Linked DNA regions of Homo sapiens: region 1 is linked to region 2. Evidence: read pairs that join two places in POLR2A ChIA-PET (ENCODE). Cell type or tissue: MCF 10A. All regions are shown on one strand. Links, peaks and the distances in the headings refer to the core of each region. The heading gives the core; the rest is flanking DNA. Region 1 overlaps MYO1B (myosin IB). Region 2 has its middle 190 kb from the start of NABP1.

What was found. Peaks named below come from ENCODE experiments on the same cell type or tissue, not always from the same donor. Only the 100,000 strongest peaks of a DNase experiment are listed, where the experiment ranks them.
Region 1: POLR2A ChIA-PET joins it to region 2 with 5 read pairs; 3 of 35 experiments call an interaction of 5 or more read pairs at or near these places.

Annotation. Positions count from the first base shown.
Region 1 is chr2:191,258,791-191,263,189 of GRCh38, forward strand. The region is part of intron 1 of MYO1B (myosin IB); the gene reads left to right. Among named protein-coding and RNA genes, the nearest start is that of MYO1B-AS1, 15 kb to the left of the region's middle. In MCF 10A, for the core only: no CTCF peak of the experiment used is centred there; no DNase peak of the experiment used is centred there.
Region 2 is chr2:191,485,012-191,489,410 of GRCh38, forward strand. No RefSeq gene overlaps it. Among named protein-coding and RNA genes, the nearest start is that of NABP1, 190 kb to the right of the region's middle. In MCF 10A, for the core only: no CTCF peak of the experiment used is centred there; DNase peaks (open chromatin) are centred at 2,090 and 3,360.

The DNA.
Region 1 (4,399 bases), core at 245-4,244, 230 kb before region 2:
GAACACATAATGCTAGAACTGCCAGCCCAGTCTTAATACTTAGCACTGGTTGCCAGTTTAAAAAACAATACAAAGGTATAGGTAAAATGTTAAAGGAAACTTGTACTAATTTATGTCCTTTGAAGTGACCTTTTTGTGTCTCATGGACCCTGGGCTGTAGTACCTGACTATCTTCTGCAACTCGGATGGAGAAAATGCCCCTTCCTTACCTGGCAGGCAGTGAGCCAGGCTGGACATTAGATACATAGTCGACTTCACCTACTCTGTGATTTAGCTTCCAGCTTTACCGTTTGCTGTCTTGGCAGCAGCTTGTGCATGGTGAACTTTTCTGACTAGAACAGTTAATAACCCCCACAGATGTTGGGAGCCCAGTTTTGCAGCTGTTGATATGTCCAGTTGGATTTCTTGAAAGAATTAATCAATTTTGAAGATCTCATGCCGTGGGCTGCAAGCATAATAGGATTTAGGGGGAAACTTTATTTTATGGGAGTTTGAGTTGGTATTGCAACAGATGTAGCAGGAGGTTGAACAGCAGCTGAAGGGATGCAGGAAAATGGAGTTTAAAAAGATGTTTGTGGGCCTACCACTCTAAAAGTGTCAACTGTGGTCATTTCTGAATATTCTTTTCCAGGCTTTTTATGTGAATGTTTTAAAATGTGATCATAATCATAGAGTACATACATTTTCTATATTGCTACATAGTATTTGAAATAAATTTTATAGTTGTGTATTATTCCATTGAGTACCATCATTTTCTGCAGCATCCCTTTATTTTTGGGCATTTGTATTCCTTCTGCCACTTTGCTGTTGTGAATAATACTGTGATGAGCCTTTTTGTACCTATAACCTTTTCTATATTTTGAATGATTTTCTGACAGTAGATATTGAGAACGAGGTGATTGGGTCAAAGATTGCTGTGAACTCTTTGATGTAATCAGGTAATGGATGGAGTGACTTGGTTGGTGGGGCAGAAAGAGTTGGAGTCTGGGATAACTCCCTAGTTTCTGGCTTGTGTGATGTTGGGAATGGTTTGCATAGACAGGGCCACAAGTGAGGGGTTCATTTTGGGATGTGGGGCATTCAGGCAGTGAGGGAGCTTCAGGGACTGTTGAAATGCAAGGTCCGGAGCTTAGGGAAAAGCCAGGGCCTGGGGTTCAGATGAGGGGATCATGGGCAGCTACGTGTGGTGGAAGCTGTGGATAATGTTAGGATTGCTTAGAGGGTAGAGTGAGAAGAGGAAGGCGGAGGATAGAACTCTGGGAACATCATTCTGTGACAAGTAGAGAATGGAGAAGCACTAAGGAAAATAAGGAGTGTCCGGAGGTGGGATGTGGACAGCCAGGGTTTCCTTTCTTTTCAAGAGCTTACTTTGGTTAAAATAAGATTGAGTGGGTAGCTATCCCTGTAGAGCCTGGGGGCAGATTTATTTTGGAGGGTATAATATTACTTTTTTCCCAGATAGGCTTTTTTTTTTTTTGAATTAAAGCTATATAGAAGTTAAGGTTATTCTATTTGGTGCTGAGTGGGGAGCCTTATATGCATGGTACTGGGGTCAGGATTGACTTGTATGTATGTGTTATTTAAACTGTTTTGGTTGTTTTGGGCTTCTGGTGTGTATATGTTTACATAACATTGGTTGTTTTGGGGTTTCTGGTGTATATGTCTTTACACAGTGTTTTAGTAGTCTATTGAAATATATCAATATCATTTTTACACAAAAGAACATATTTTTTTTGAAGAGAGTGAATGTCAGATTTCTAAAAGTATGTCAATCATGAATGGATTTACCATTTAGCTACTTACAATAGAAGCACCCAGATTTTTCTGGGAGCCTTTGCTTTTTTCAAGAGAGTGATATTCCTTTTCAGAGAAACATTTGTCTGTGTTGACAATTTTAAAGAAGTATGTAATTTTAAATTATGAAACTCAAATTTAGTTTTTAATAGTAATTTCTGTGTTTATTCTTTCTATCTTTAAGAGCCAAGTTATAGAATGACATGTGACCTTGTACTCTTGACTCTATGTCTGGTTGTGGATTTGAAGTGTTATTTTTGTGCTTTCCTAAATGACTTAAGCACTTATGACTATATATTTGGATCAGAATAAATATGGTAGTTGGATATACTTTTGAAAAGCCAACCAGATTTTTAACCTGGTAATACCATAGTACTATTCATTCTTATGATTGTCCAGACTCACAGCTTTAGAAAACAGTCTAAGCTTTTATTGACTTCCAGACTTGCTGGATTTGTTGGTGTTCTCTTTTTCTCTGTAAAGTGGATCAGCCGATGCCATAGATACACTAATGCTCCAAGCTAGAGGGCTACCCTGTAGTGTGCTCTTGAGTTTCTTTTCCCACCAGTTGAGAAGAATGCTTCTCCAGACCTGACTGTGTTAATTCCCAGACCTGCGTGTGCCCGGTGTACTTATTATAGTTTAATACAATGATTTTAAACATGTGTGCCAAAAGAATTGTTGTTTCTATGAAAATTCATTTGAATTCTTTGGAAATCACCTGATAAGAATGAATTTCCATAAATGACTGCAGCTAATTTAGGAGTGGCTGAGATAAGTAAAAAATTTGGGGGATCATAAAATAAAAGTATCCTCACTGATATTATCAGTCATTCATGATTGGTGGGTTAAGTTGTGATTATGTAAAACTCGATAATCGTACTGGCTCAAAGCAGTAACCCATGTTCACACTGTGTGTCCGTTGTGGATCAGATGGGGACTCTGCTCCATTTGTCCTTAACCTTACTCCAGAACACAGTCTGATGGGGCAGTACCTTCTGGAACGTTGCTGGTCCCTGTGGCAGAGGGGACGCCTGCTGCAAAGGTCTTATTGGCTATATGCCTGAATTCAGCAAGGCGGGACGTAGAGAGGGGTATGGGGCATTTGTAAAGGGTAATGAGGTCTACCGCACTTCACTTTCCAGGGCTCTTTAGAACCTCACTGTTCTTTAAATAAATTGGACTTGGAGGATGATGCCTTGGGATGGTTTATAGAAGAAAGACCATTGAGTACAACAGTGGACATATACTCAAAGAAAAGGCTCCAGCACTATAACAAAAGATTGACAATAAATGTATATTTGTAGAGCTTCATTTAAAATGACTTGTTTAGGTATGTATCATTTTTTATGACTTCCAAATTTAACTGACTTAAAAAAAAATAAGCCAAATTGTCAATCCTTATGCATTTGGATAAGAGAACCTCTACTTTAGTCTTAAACGCTCCTGTCTCTCTTCCACCTCTGTCAAATTAGTTTCCCACCTTTTATGATAGACTCATCTGTGATTTCCCTTGGCACATCTCCTTTTCATTTCCATTAGCATTATCCTAATTCTTGTTCCTCAACTACTAGATTGGGGCCCCAGATGAATTCCTTGATATACTGTCTTGTATAGGGCCTGTATGCAGTGAGAAAAAGGCACTCTTTGGGGCAGACACAATCCCACAGGAGCTCAACTTTATTTTAGTCACCTTATTCTGCCGCCCCCCCTCCTCCCCAGCTGGCCCACTTTTATGCAGTACACAAACTGAACAACTGCACAGAGCAGTCCTCCTCCCTGCATTTAGTCGCTTTGCCAACAAATTCAGACTGCCCATCCTCTGCTTAAGCCTCCTTTAAATTTGTTGTCTCTATTGTGCTCAAAATCATTTTGGTGGCTCCCTGTCATCTGTATGTAGTGGCTGACCTCAGTTTTATCTTCCATGGGACCATCACCAGTGACTCTGAGCCTTAGTTGTTGCCATCTTGATGTGTGACATAAGTAATGACTGTAGCACAGATGCGCTGGTTAGGCTATGTAATGCTTCTCTCTCCCCGCCCACCCATTCCCACCACTCTAACACCTGTGAGCTCCTTAGGTCTGACTCCTAGTCTAGCCTTGGCTTACCTTTCATCCCAGCTTCATTGTTCATCAGGCTCCTATACCGGCCGTCCTCTGCTACCATTCTGCCAGGTCACCGTCTTCTGAATATGTTTTTTATTCTTGCTTTAAACTTCTTTTCTGCTTAATCACATCCAACTCACCTTTCATGGTCGAGTTTCACCTCTTCAGCTATCCTTCTGTGATTCTCCTGCTGTATGATAGTAGCTGTACCTCTAAACAGAAATGTTCATCTCTATATTCCTCCTTTTGAGGTGAATCGCCTGCCCTATATGAACATATTATACTGGTTATCTTACTCTTAAGTATTCTTTCCTCAGTTAGATTGCACATGCATGAGAAGCAGTAGATGTGTCTCTCATTCTTTCTTCTTTCATTGCCTGCTAAGTACTGTTTGTATACCAGTAGCATGGGTCAGAGTGGGAGGTTGTCAACAGAAGAGTCCAGCATGTATCCATGATGGACTCTCGATCAACTTTATATGATTAACTCATATAAAACA
Region 2 (4,399 bases), core at 160-4,159:
GGAAACTGCTGCTGTATCCTTAGAACAAAGAGTAAGGGCCTAAACTAGCAAAGGAGCCCTGGGAGAGAAAGGAAGTATTGGAAAGACTCAGTACAAGGAAGAAGCATAACTTCCTGGCAGCTTATTTTGGGAATAGCAGGAAAGGCAAAGAACAAGAATAACACATTATGATAGTACATGTTGCCAAACTAGAGAGTGGAGGAAGATGATAGAAATACTAGTAATGAGGATAATTAATTGCAGCTTATATTTATCAAATGTTTCCTGAATTATGACATCAGAGTTCTAAGAGCTTCACAAATATTAACTCACTTAATCTTCCCTTTGATTTTGTGACGTAGATCTCAACATTTTACCAATGAGGAAACAGGCACAAAAAGCTCCAGTTACTTACCTAGAGTCACCTGTGATGTAAGTTAGTGAGTAATTGAGCTGAGGTTCACTCCCCAGAGCCTGAACCCTTCTGCTTCTCAAGATATAAAAGATATGGCTCAAGGGCCAGGGAACAGTTGTCCCCAGATCAACTTTCCAAATTTATCTTTACCCCAGGTGCCCACCACTATGATCATAATTAACTTCTTGCTATTTCCACACTTACTACATCCTTTTCCTTCTCTTACTGAAATAGCCTCAGCTTGCTTGCCCACCTCATAGTAATAATAATAGCCAGCATTTATTGAGCATTAATTATGGGCTGTCACAGTTTTATGTGCTTGATGTGTATGCACTAATTAATCTTCATGACAACATTATAAGATGGGTATTACTAGTAGTAATAGTAGTATTCTCATCCATTAGAAGGCAAGCTATAGGGAAAAGGAATATTTATCTGTTTTATTCACCATAATGCTGTGTGGTATATTGTAATGGTCAGCAAAGATTTTTCAAATGAATGAACTTTACAGATGTGGAAACTGAGGCACAGTTGGCCTAAAATGACACAATTAATAAAGAGTAGGGCCCTGCTTGGGCCAGACTCTGGCTTCATAGCCTGTGTAGTATCACTAACTCATACCAACTCAGCCCTTAACACCAGCACAAATGTCACCTCTCCTGGGAAATTGGAAGGAAAATGGATACTCTGAGAAAACCTTCCCACTCCTCTCCATTTCCCTTGGGATGTCTTGGATGAAGACATCTTTAATATCTTGCTGTGTCTTTAAATCCCATACAGCACCCTTGTGGTTTTCCTCACTTCTCTTTGGCCCTCACTCTCATTCTTTTTGGTGCTTCGATCCTCTCAGGCACTAATTTTGGATTCCCAGGATCATGCTCCCACCCTCAGCCTTGCCCTTTATCTCCCTTGGCCAAATTTTAGTAATAACGCTGTCCATGCAGCCACTTCCCTCCATTCCCCGGGGCCCATTGTGCTTGCTCTGCAGAAGATACCACTTGGGTTTCCATTTCTATCCAATCCCCAAAGCTCTTTTTATAGTCTGCAAATTGTGTTGCTTCTTCTCGGGCTTTGAAATTAGGGAGTGTAGGCTGACCTGGTTCTAGTACTTTGAAAGTAGGGCTGGCACCACCTCCTTGATTTATCATGTGGTAGCAACAGGGAGGGGACCATCAGTGAATACTTATTAGACATCTAGTAGTACAGCAAGGAGCTAAGGTGAGCATACCTGTGGGGGTGAAGGACTGCCCTTAGAGGTTTGCTGATATTGCAAAGCCTTGTTGCTTTGAACCCATACCTTAACATTTAGCAAAGGGAAAATGCCAAAAGGACAAGTAGCCTCAGCAGACTTCCCAGATAAAAGTAGATTGTATCAATGACTGTATTCTGTTCAGCACTGCATTCACTAGACTTAATGGACCATGAGGAGCTCTGGATCCAACAACTGATAATAATAGCTAAAATCAAAAATCTAGATGTTTCCAGTTGGAGAATTAGGAATTCATTTCTAGAGCCATGAGCTTATGAGGAAATACTATGTGATATTTCATAAATCACATATACTATTTTCTCTTTGGGAAGAAACCAGTTCCTAGGAAGCTAGGTATGGAAGGCAAATTGCCTTTCAAGGTCTCGTGTCAATTCCTGGCTTTAATGGGCTTGTGACTCATAACCACAGAGACTTCAGTCTAGGCCCACGCAGCAGCTTGGAGCTGGGAATGGAGGTTATTACTGCAGATGACTAAACAGCATCCAGCTGAGGTAGCAGAATCTGGTGCTGCTAATGAGAAAAGATGACTACTGCCTTTTCTTTTCCACATACCAGAGGTTTTCTCTGGTGGAGTTTCATTTTCTGCATGAAATGGCAGACTCGCCTCCCCAGACATAAAGTTGCCACAGATGTAGAATTATATAATGTTCAAACTAGAAAGTTCCCTAGAAATCATCTCCTCCATCTTCTCAACTTGTATATAGGGAAACTGAGGCAGAGAGACCAGGTAACACTTGATTTTACATAATTTCCTAATTAAGGCCTGGATTGTGTTTCTGAATCCAGCGTTTTTGCCATGGAAGCTACAAGAGTGTCTCCATGGGCCTTCTGGTAGTCTGAAGTAGCGTAATTGGAGAGGACAGAATATTATTTTGTGATTGACACTGTATTGACACTCCTTTTGAGGTTTGCCACATTCTGATAACCATAGCTACTGGGAAAGACAATGTCTTCATGCCATTTTGGATAAAAATAGGTGGTCAAAGACCAGTGAGCTGAGGAGCCTGTGGAGCTGTATAGAGCTTAGGCTTGACTGGTCATGTTGGTCAGAGGGGCTTCACACATATTTCATGTTTTCAGTCTGCCAAGTACTCTGTGTGGCAGATTGTGCTGTCAAAGTATCTAAGCTGGGGACTGTTTTCCAAAGTCCTTTTTCTTGCAGGAGTCAGGTTAGAGATGGCCAGAATGGAATTTGCATGAGATTTGAAAGGCAAAAGAGAGGCAGTGGCTGTTCCTTTCTGAAAATCTTTTCAGGGTCATATGTGGTGACAGACAGACAAAACTTGTCCAAACTCCCCTCTGTGTCCAGTTCTTCCAGACTGCTGGCCCTGCTGAACAATAGCAGCTCCAAGCCCACTAGATATTGGGCTGTACCACTAGATATTGTAGGCCAGTATCTAGTGGCAGGCTGGGAGCTGCTGATACAATGATTTGTAACCTCACCATGAATCCCTGCTTCACTGTCCTACTTTAGTCACGAATGTAACTAACTCCTCTTTGTGACTGGTTCATGACTCCCTCATTCTCCAACTCATCCTTACACACCTGTACTTGCTCAGCTCCTCTCACACGTGTGAAAAGTCTAATTCCTTTAAGAAGTCCTTTATCCTGCAGCACCTTAAGTGACCCTGCTCACCTAAGTGACCCCTGATGATTCATGCTGGATCTCCAGGAATGGCGAGCCCGGGGCAGTCCAATTCACTTGCCTCTCCCTGCATTTGGCAATTCACACGAAACCGATGTGGCAAAGGAGGAACCAGGAAGTGTTCTGTCTATGTGCAGGCAATATGTGTTGTCAGCACTTCCCTGGAAGATTCCTCAGTTGAACAAAGAATGTTTCCGACTCTGACAGCAAAGGGCAGTCAAGGGGGCTGGGGAAAACCTGAGAGCGGTGTATTCTAGCGGGCCTGCCCACCAGGACAATGCTTCCGTCATCCCAAAGCCTTTCCTAAGCCTTTGCAATGCCCCTCCACCTGAAGTCCTCTTCCACTCCTCATCTCCCACAAAAGAACTGAGCTGTACCATAAGATTTTTGGTACCTTTCTGTCTAATTGATCTGCATAGCTGAAGACTGGCTTCCTTAATATATTTTACAGTTCCTATTTCCAGTCCCTTCTGGGACCAGATAAGTTGTGAAAATCAATCTTGAAAGGACTATGATTAACTGAACTTTTTTAACCCCTATAAAATATATGATTTGTAGCTTCTCACATTATTATTTCCCACCCCGCCCCCCACCCCCACATCATTTAAAAACATGAACTGACAGTGGTAAAAAGTTAGAATATCATTTGAACGAACTTTCCAATGCCCAAGGCAAAAAAGCCCCCAGATTCGAGCTGAACTCTAAATGGTTGAGGAAGGATACAACTACATCTGACAGCTGGAACATCACTTTTTTTTTTTTTTAAATAAAAATTTCCCTCTTTTCTTCTTTTTGGGCAATGCAAATTTTCCTTTTAAATTGTGCATTGATTTTTATGTTTTTGAATAGCGAAGTCAGCAGTTCCCAAGAACCCTGATATGATATGCAGGCTGTTAAACAGATGTTACAGCAAGAAAAAATCTCTGGTCAAATAAAGTGTGGGAAATACTGGCTTTGTTCAAAAAAAGAGTTACAGAGTGGCGCCTTGTCTCAGGAGCTTTGCTAGGCACTGAACAAAATACAGCTAGTCCCAGTCCACATGAGGCTCACAGTCTACTAGAACACAGCTAAGCAAGCTTCCTTACTGCAA